Regions from separate parts of the Homo sapiens genome. Here region 2 is linked to region 1. Evidence: chromatin contacts called from ENCODE Hi-C or POLR2A ChIA-PET data. All regions are on one chromosome and are shown on one strand. Each heading gives the region's core, a stretch centred on a gene start or an enhancer-like site at or near the end of the contact. The rest is flanking DNA. Distances are from core to core; before and after follow the strand shown. Region 1 holds the start of CUL3 (cullin 3). Region 2 holds the start of SERPINE2 (serpin family E member 2).

Evidence for each region. Hi-C counts contacts between places; a loop is a spot of excess contacts on that map. ChIA-PET counts read pairs that join two places held with the same protein, here RNA polymerase II (POLR2A). Pooled maps may share reads with other maps.
Region 2: a pooled map shows a loop between it and region 1 (7-fold over the local background). The contact joins the promoter of SERPINE2 here to the promoter of CUL3 in region 1. A Hi-C loop is called at or near these places in 3 of 168 maps with a recorded cell type or tissue (B cell and naive thymus-derived CD4-positive, alpha-beta T cell) and 14 of 50 pooled maps. POLR2A ChIA-PET finds 5 or more read pairs at or near these places in 2 of 52 experiments (H1 and activated CD4-positive, alpha-beta T cell).

The regions. Positions count from the first base shown.
Region 1 is chr2:224,583,586-224,587,479 of GRCh38, forward strand. CUL3 (cullin 3) reads right to left here and starts at 1,778. Exons shown (of 16, transcript NM_003590.5): 1 at 1,359-1,778. The coding sequence starts at 1,424. RefSeq lists silencers at 1,242-1,501, 1,832-2,251.
Region 2 is chr2:224,037,457-224,041,350 of GRCh38, forward strand. It overlaps SERPINE2 (serpin family E member 2), which reads right to left and starts at 1,830. Exons shown (of 9, transcript NM_001136528.2): 1 at 1,643-1,830. LOC124907991 (a long non-coding RNA gene) reads left to right here and starts at 1,946. Exons shown (of 2, transcript XR_007088103.1): 1 at 1,946-2,086. RefSeq lists a silencer at 1,996-2,290.

The sequences.
Region 1 (3,894 bases), core at 528-3,027:
ATCTTTAATTATTATCAAAACACTTATTCTCCTAAATTCCATCGTACCTATTTACACAAAGCAGAGGTTTTCGCACACTGACTTTAGTATTTATGTTCTTACAATTTCAGAATTCTGCATGAGGTGTATCCTTTTAAATTTTAGGAATTCAGAGAGGTCCTCATGTTCTCTGAAACTAAATCACTTGACTCAACTGGGGCAATCACATCAAGGTAAGTCTTTCCTCACTGCAACTGCGCTTCAGGAAAAGCATGCTTTAAAAAGTGACAACAAATCCCCCTCTTTCGCTGGTACATCATATGAAGTATTTATGAATCTAAGAAGGGAAGACCAAGATCTTTCTCTAATTTTACTTTTTAAAATCTTCTGTCCGATTGCTAGTTCGTCTGTCTTGACGTATGCCTTTTATTGTAGCGACATAGGCAAGTATGCCCAGTTCGTTAACAGTACATTTTAATTGCTTGCCACGGGGAAGCTGAACCAGATTTGACACCCAAAGTTATATCCTATATACTAAACATCGCAAGGGTACGACTCAACGTAATGCCAAAAAAGAAAAAGTTTCTGAGCAGAACACGTTTGCTGTCACTGAAAGCGATGAAACAAAGCTACTCCGCAAGGCGACTACACTCATTCTTTGGGCTCCCAAGGCTGAGAAATGGAGAACCAATTGGCCGGTTTGCTCTCTGTTGCTTCCCCCCCACCCGGCCTTCCTCCGAGTGGCGAGGCAATCCTGCACAAGAGTTTGTAAAGTGCTTAGGAAGCTTGTAGGATGAAAGACGCTATAAATACACCCAATGTTACTAGTTTATGACCACGGAGCATTCCGTGGAACCACTGTCACTGCGTCGGGGGCAGGTTGATGGCATAGACCTTCCTGGGGAGGGGGGCAGAGAGAGAGGGCAGCCCCTTCATCACCCTAAAAGCTAGGCTGGGTAAATTTTCAAAGTGTAGCGAAACCCCACGTGAAAAGTTCCACACACGCCCCACACAGGGAGGACTCCGCGGCTGCTAGCAGCGCCGGAGACTGGGCCTACAACCCCGGCAACGTGGGGAGGCGTGGGGCGGCCGAGGGGCCCCGGCCGCAGCCGACGCCCGCGGAGCGGCTGAAGGAGCAGCTCCCGGACGGGGGCGCGGCGCCAGGCCCGGGCTCCCGGCGCGGGGAACGGCCCGGGAGGGCGGCCGCGCCGGGGCCCCGCGCCGCCCGGTTGCCGGGAAGGCTCGCGCCCCGCGGCCGGCGGGCGTGGGGGAGGGGAGGCCGGGCCTGCGGCCTGTTGGGGGACTTCAGCCCGGGCCTCGCGTGCGGCTCTCGGCCCGGCCCCCGGCCCCGGGGTCCCGGACGCCGAGGAGAGACTCACCGGAAAGGCCCGGATCCGCATCTTGGTGTCCTTCCGGCTGCCCGTGCCTTTGCTCAGATTCGACATGGTGCTCGTCCCCTCCCCGGCGGCGGCTTCAGGTCGCGCTCCGCGACGCCGGTGTCACATTTAAGGCGGGCAGGCAGGCTAGGGGCGACGCTGGGGGCGGCGGCGGCGCGACCCCCGGGCAGGGCTGGGGAGCTGGCCGGCCCCTGGGCAGCCGCGGCGGCGGCGGGGGCGGCGGCGGCGGCGGCGGCGGCTCGGACTCTGGCGACTCCGATGCGGCTGGGGGGCTGCGCTGGCGCGGCGGCTCCGCGGGGTCCCCCTCACGTCCGGCTCGGCTCCCTTTATCGCGCTCCTCCGCGATGGCGGCGGCGGCGGCGACGGACAAACATCTCACTGCGCAGGCCGAACGTCGTCCTCCTCCTCCTCCTTCTCCTCCTCCGCCTGAGCGAGACGAGATCCGGCCCAGAGGGTGGAGGGGGGAGGAGGGAGGGAGGAGAGCCGGAGAGTGAGAGATGCCGGGGGAGGGAGGTGGGAGGACGGGAGGGGGAGCCCGGCGGCCGCCGCGGGGGACGCTCAGATCTCGCGAGAAGAGGGCGAGCGCGCTGCCCCCCTGGTGGGCGGGGCGAAGCCCGGGAGAGGGTGGGCGCCACCGGAGGGGAGGAGGGGAACAGGGAACTGAAGGAAGTGGGAGGGGCCGGCGGGGCGGGGAAGCGGAAAGGGGGCGTGGCTGAGGGCGGGAGGATTAAGCTGCCTTTTTGAAAGTGGAGCGCCAGGTCCCGGGTTCTGGGTGGAGGTGGTTGCTGATTGGTGGAGCTCGGAGCGGCGGTTGGGAGGGTCCTGGTCACATGGTGGGGAGTGGGAGGGGGGAAGTTCGGAGAGCGGGAGCGGGATGGTAGTGGGCTGGGCCCCACTGGGCTGGGACAGCAGGAGGATAGTCTTGAGGAGGAGCGTGGGGTGCTAGATGTGTAACTACGTCCCGAACTGGTTCCTGTGTTTTTCTAGGGCATGTGGACTAGGGATGGGTACTTGAGTAGAAGCCTGCAACTTGAAGAGTTTGTGCAGGAGTTAGCTGCAGTGTCGGAAATTAGTGTCCTGTATGCTCAACAAGGTATTCGGACTGGGTGTGCACACCACAGCTCTCAGGACTGGAAGGTGGAAATTTAATCTACGAAGTTCCCTTAAACTGCATAAGCTTCGGGACCTCTTGATTCACTGATATTTTCTGGTGGACCCAGGGCTTATTCATGTTAAAACCTGTTTTTCATTACCATCAGAATAAACTGACAGCTCCATTAATGAAATGCAGCATTTGGTAAATAATGTTAAGTGGAATGATAGAAACCTATCTTTAACCTACCGGATAAATCATTTCTACCATTACCAAGAGTATTGTAGATTTTTAAAGCCAAAATTACCGTCTGATTCAGTTGCTGTATATTTGAAAAGGTTTTGGCTTTTGGTTTTGGAGGAGAGGCGTTTGGTCGCTTTATAGTCAAAATGTCTAATTTGACTTATCGGTTTTGCTGTCCATTTGTTATGAATTGTACTTCCTCATTTACCTACTTGCCCAATTGCTGTTATGTTTGGGTTTCTGACTCTGCAAGGGAATACGTGAGTTCTTATTAAAGTTTGTGTTCTTCCTATTTTAAAGAAGCATATGTTTGGGGGATGGATATCTACATTTAGAAGCTGGAATTTTAATACTTTTAAATAGCAAACAATATAAAGTGAAATACACTTATTTGTTGACTGTAAGGTTGAATTTGCCCTAAATTAACTTAATCCTGATGACTAAGCTTATGAGTGTTGTGCTTAAAGCCCCTTCTTGCTTAAAACGCCCCACTGCAAATACCATATTTTCTTGTTTTTTTTTTTTTTTTGTGGGAGTTTTTTGGTATTGGCTAATTAAAGCAGGAGCTTAAGAAACAAGAATGTTGCTTAAGACAATATCTGTAAATACTGAAGCTAAAAATAGGTTATCAAGAACTGAGTTGATAAACTAAGATTGGGAGAGGCTCTGACTTCAATGTAAGATAATGTCAGCCTTGAATAGGAGTTTATAATCTCTATGCTAATTGAACCTCCATTTCCATAACATAATATAATAACAAACAATGTTTTTCTCTTGGTTGTACTCTCATATGGCCCAGTTTCTTTGTAATGTAAGAATATATGTTCAGAATAGGGATCTCTGAGGAACCAAAAAAAGAAATAAAAAAATATTTTAAAAAAGAATATGTGTTCTTGGAGCCATTGTTTGAATCTCAATTCTGCCACTTTACTAGCTGTGTTTTGCATCTTTTGGGGCATGGAGTTGACAATCCCCAGAATTTCTCATCTGTAAAAGGGAGACAATAACAATACTTCCTCCTTGGGCTACCGTGAAATTTAAATAGATGAATACGTTTTAAAGAGCCCTGAGAACTGGGCATGGAGCAGCAACTTACCACCTGTTGGCTGTTATTAACATGGGCATTAAAGCCAAGGTTATACTACTTCCTTTATTCAATAGGTAGGTTTCTAAACAACAACA
Region 2 (3,894 bases), core at 580-3,079, 550 kb before region 1:
GACTTGGTAGCTGGAGTACATGGAAGACACTGGATTTGAGACAGTCAAGGAAGTGCGCATCTAGAGCGTCCCCCACATGGACTTTAGGTCTAGAGGAGGAGAAATAGCCCAAGAGCCAAAGTCCCCATGCGATGGGAAAAGAACTGGCTGGAAGAGGACAGCAAGGCTGAGATGCACCCAGGGACGTGGCCAGGTCACCACCTCATTTCCAACTCTACCACCTCAAACAATCTCTGACTGGTATTTAATCACCCTTGTGTGGAAGTGAAAATTAGCTTTTTTTGGAGACAGTACTTTTAAAATTAAACTAATATGAAGTTCATGGGACACGGAAATTTTCTGCATAGATTCATTTTTGTTTTTAGAATAAAATACGATGACATTTTCATGACCTTCAGTAATTGCCCTGCATGGTACGATATTTTCAAACATTATTTTAACAAAGAATCAAAATTTGGGGGTTAAAAGAAACCTTAGATTACTCAGGTTAGTACCTTCATTTGCATAGCCAAAAATTTTTCTATTGAAATACTGCAAATAGCAAATAAGTACTGATTTAGACCTTCAGATAGTGTTGAAACTGTCTTCAATTTTCGAAGTGTGGTTTAGGATATACAAATTAGCAATGTTGACAATTCTTCCAGTTATCTGTGCTCAAGTTTTGATATAAAATCTTCAAAGTACACAATTATCACATATATTGTTCCACAACAATTCAGACAAATAAACGGCTTCTTGGCTTGAAAGAGGAAGTCACACCTTCGAACACCTTTTTATGCTGATGCTAAATATAAGAACGTCCCCTGCAAAGTAGCCAAAGCAAGACAGCAGCATTCGAGATTTCTCCAGAGACACACACACAAAGAATGTGTTTCGTTCATTAAAACACTAAAACCTTCAACAGCATCTTCCATAATACCTGAAGGTGGAGTGCTGTCTTATGTAATAGAAGCCTTCCTTCCCCGCTCAGTTTGTGGACACATTAAATGCCTAATTCCTTCCAGAATTTCTGAGTACCGTACTTTCATTTTACCTGCAGTCACTCATCCGCCTCGCAACTCCCGTTTCTACAGATGATGAAAATAGCAAAGACCTGCTCGCTCGGGTTAAATCGGCTGCCAGAGGCCAAGTTAAAGGCTTTCCCCACACCGCGCGTCACCTCCCTCTGCCCAGGCAGAGGTAACAAGTAAGAGTGCGCCAGTCTCTCCCCATCCGGCGGCGCGCAGCCTAAGTCCGGGGTAGGGGTTGCCGGCGAGCAGCTGGAAACCTCAGGTTCAGGGTCAGGGCCGGCTCGGATGGCCGGGCAGGAGCCACGCCGGCCCCGGTGCTCCCAGCTGCGGGTATCACTGGACGCCACCCCGGGGCGGCCCCGCCTTGCCCTGCCCGGGTCCCGCTCGGGGCTCCCGGCGGGCGGGACCGGGATGCCCGGCGAGCACCCAGCCCCGGCCAAGGCGGCCCGCGGGAGGCTGAGAAAGTTCTCTGCTCCCCGACGTCGGCGCCCCAGGGTCCCGCTGGCCCCGCAGCTTCCCGGCCGGGCGCAAGGTCAGGGAGCAGGGCCGGTGGCGCGCGGAGCCCCGGGGAGCGTCCCCCGCCGAGGGCAGCGCCGGCCGCGCCCGGGACTCACCGCGCAGCCTGTACTCACCGCGCTCGCTGGATCCCCAGGGGGCGGCCGCGGAGGGCGGTGCGGCCGCAACCGGAGCGGGAGCCTGGTCTCGGCGGCGCGGGGAGTCGGAGGACGCAGCCAAGCGGCGGCGGCGAGGAGGGTCACAGCCGGAAAGAGGCAGCGGTGGCGCCTGCAGACGCCGCGCAGCCCGGGCAGCCCCACAGCGCAAGCTGGCTGCCGCGGCGGCGGGGGCTTTATCGGCGGCGCCGCGCGGGCCCCCGCCCCTTCCTGCCGCCCCCGCCCCCGGCCCGCCTTGCCCCGCCTTCCCGCCGCCTCCTTTGTGTGGCCGCGGGCCGCAGCGTCCCCGCGCCCGGCCTCCAGGACGCCCCCTCTCCGCCTGCGACTTCTCGGATGCCGCCCCGCCAGGGGTCCGTGTCGTGGGGCTGCGCCCGGAACGCGCCGGGGAGACGCGCAGACCCCGAGGTGCGGCGCCAGCCCGGGCCCAGCTGCACGTGGGTCTCCCGGATGGGGGTGTGTGAGGTGGCGGGGGGAATACCAGGGCTCGTACCGCGTCCCTGAGACGCAGGGCATGTCGTCTTGGCTGCCCCCTGGAAGAGACAGAGGGCGCCCTGAGACAGCGCTCAGTCCTCCGGGTGATGGGGAAACGGTGCCAGGACGCGGCCGGGAAGGGGCAGATAACCCCTCGAGGCGTTTTGCAGGGTGTCCTAGAGCTGACTTCTCCCTGCCTAGGGGACAGAGGAACGGCGGCAAGTCGCCTTAGGCAAATACAGACGAGGGGAACCAGAAAACTGGATTCCCGGCTATGGTGATAGCATGAGGTACCCGCAGCGTCCTGGGAACCCAGCCCTTCTCAGCCGGTAACCACTGCTGCTGGGACCCGGTGCGCGATAGACAGGCACATACCCCAGGGGCCTGCAACAAATGACCGTCCCGCTCCGGGCTCTGTTACCTGGACCTCTCTTAGTTGGTTCCTCCTTTGCCTCTAGTTAGGTTTCTGGGGACCCAAGGACCCAACTTTAATGACAGTAATTTATGTAGCCGTTAGTGTAGAATCGTCGCTAGCAGGCAGACGGCCCCAACAGCGAGGAAGAAATGTAAATCTCCCTATACACAGCCCTGGATTAAGGGTACAGCTACTGATGAGAGCCACTTGGAAGATCAGCCTGCAGTCACCCCTTGGCATGCAGGTGGCCGTGCCAGAGTGTGCACGTGTGTGTTGGGGAAGGGGTTGCTCTGAAAAGTGTAAAATCTGGACCAGCCTAAGGGTGTTCTCAGTCTCTCATAGAGGGAAACAGGCTATGGGAGGCTTGGTCCTAAAATAAGGAGCAAACAGTCTACAAAAATGAGCATCTGTTTAATTATTTTACAGTCATACCAAATATTTATATTCAGTTACAGGGTAACTTTCTTATTCTCTGTGCCTGAAATGCTTTTTGTCCCAGGATCTTCTATGTTGTCTGCATCCTTACACTTGAGGTCACAACTCAAATGTCCTCTCCCCTAGGAAGCCTCCCCTGACCACTTGAGATAAAGTCACTTTATCCCCTCTAACCTATGACTTCCTTCATAACCCTCATCATGAATTGATTTTTTTTTTACCTTGTTTCTTGCTAGTTTTCTTCTACTCTCTCTCATTGGAATATACTCCCAGAGACCAGGGAAGAGAAACTAATTTCAATATTGTTTCCAACTCACTCTATCCCTAGTGCCTAGAGCCATACCACACATATAGCAGTTACTCAATAAATTTTGTTGACGAGTGGATGAACTACTAGCCAAGTGACTTTTAGACATGCTAAGAACTGTTTCAGTGACAGTATTGTGCTTGGTCCAGTCAGGGCGGTGTGGGCTGGAGCTGGGAACAATTCAAAGGAGGGGGGAAAGCCCACAGGTGTGAATGAGCTCGTTCAGTGTGTTTGAAAAGCTGGGAGTATCCTCTTCCAGATGGAAGGGAGTCATTCAAGAAACTACTGGAGAAATAACTGGGAAATGTGGGTGAAGCCAGATTATTATGAAAATGTGCCAGAATCCCTGCATCCATTTCTGTCTCAATCACATTTCTAAATTAAAATTTGTAATAGAGGTAATTGTAGGCTGGCATGCAGTTGTTAAGAAATGATTCAGAGAGGTCTCTTTTACACTTTGCCAAGTCTTCCTCATGGTAACATTTTGCAAAACCATTGTATAATATCACAATCAGGATATTAACATTGATACGTTGATTCCTATCTCACACACTTTGGTTAATTATGTGTAACTTTAAATTTTTA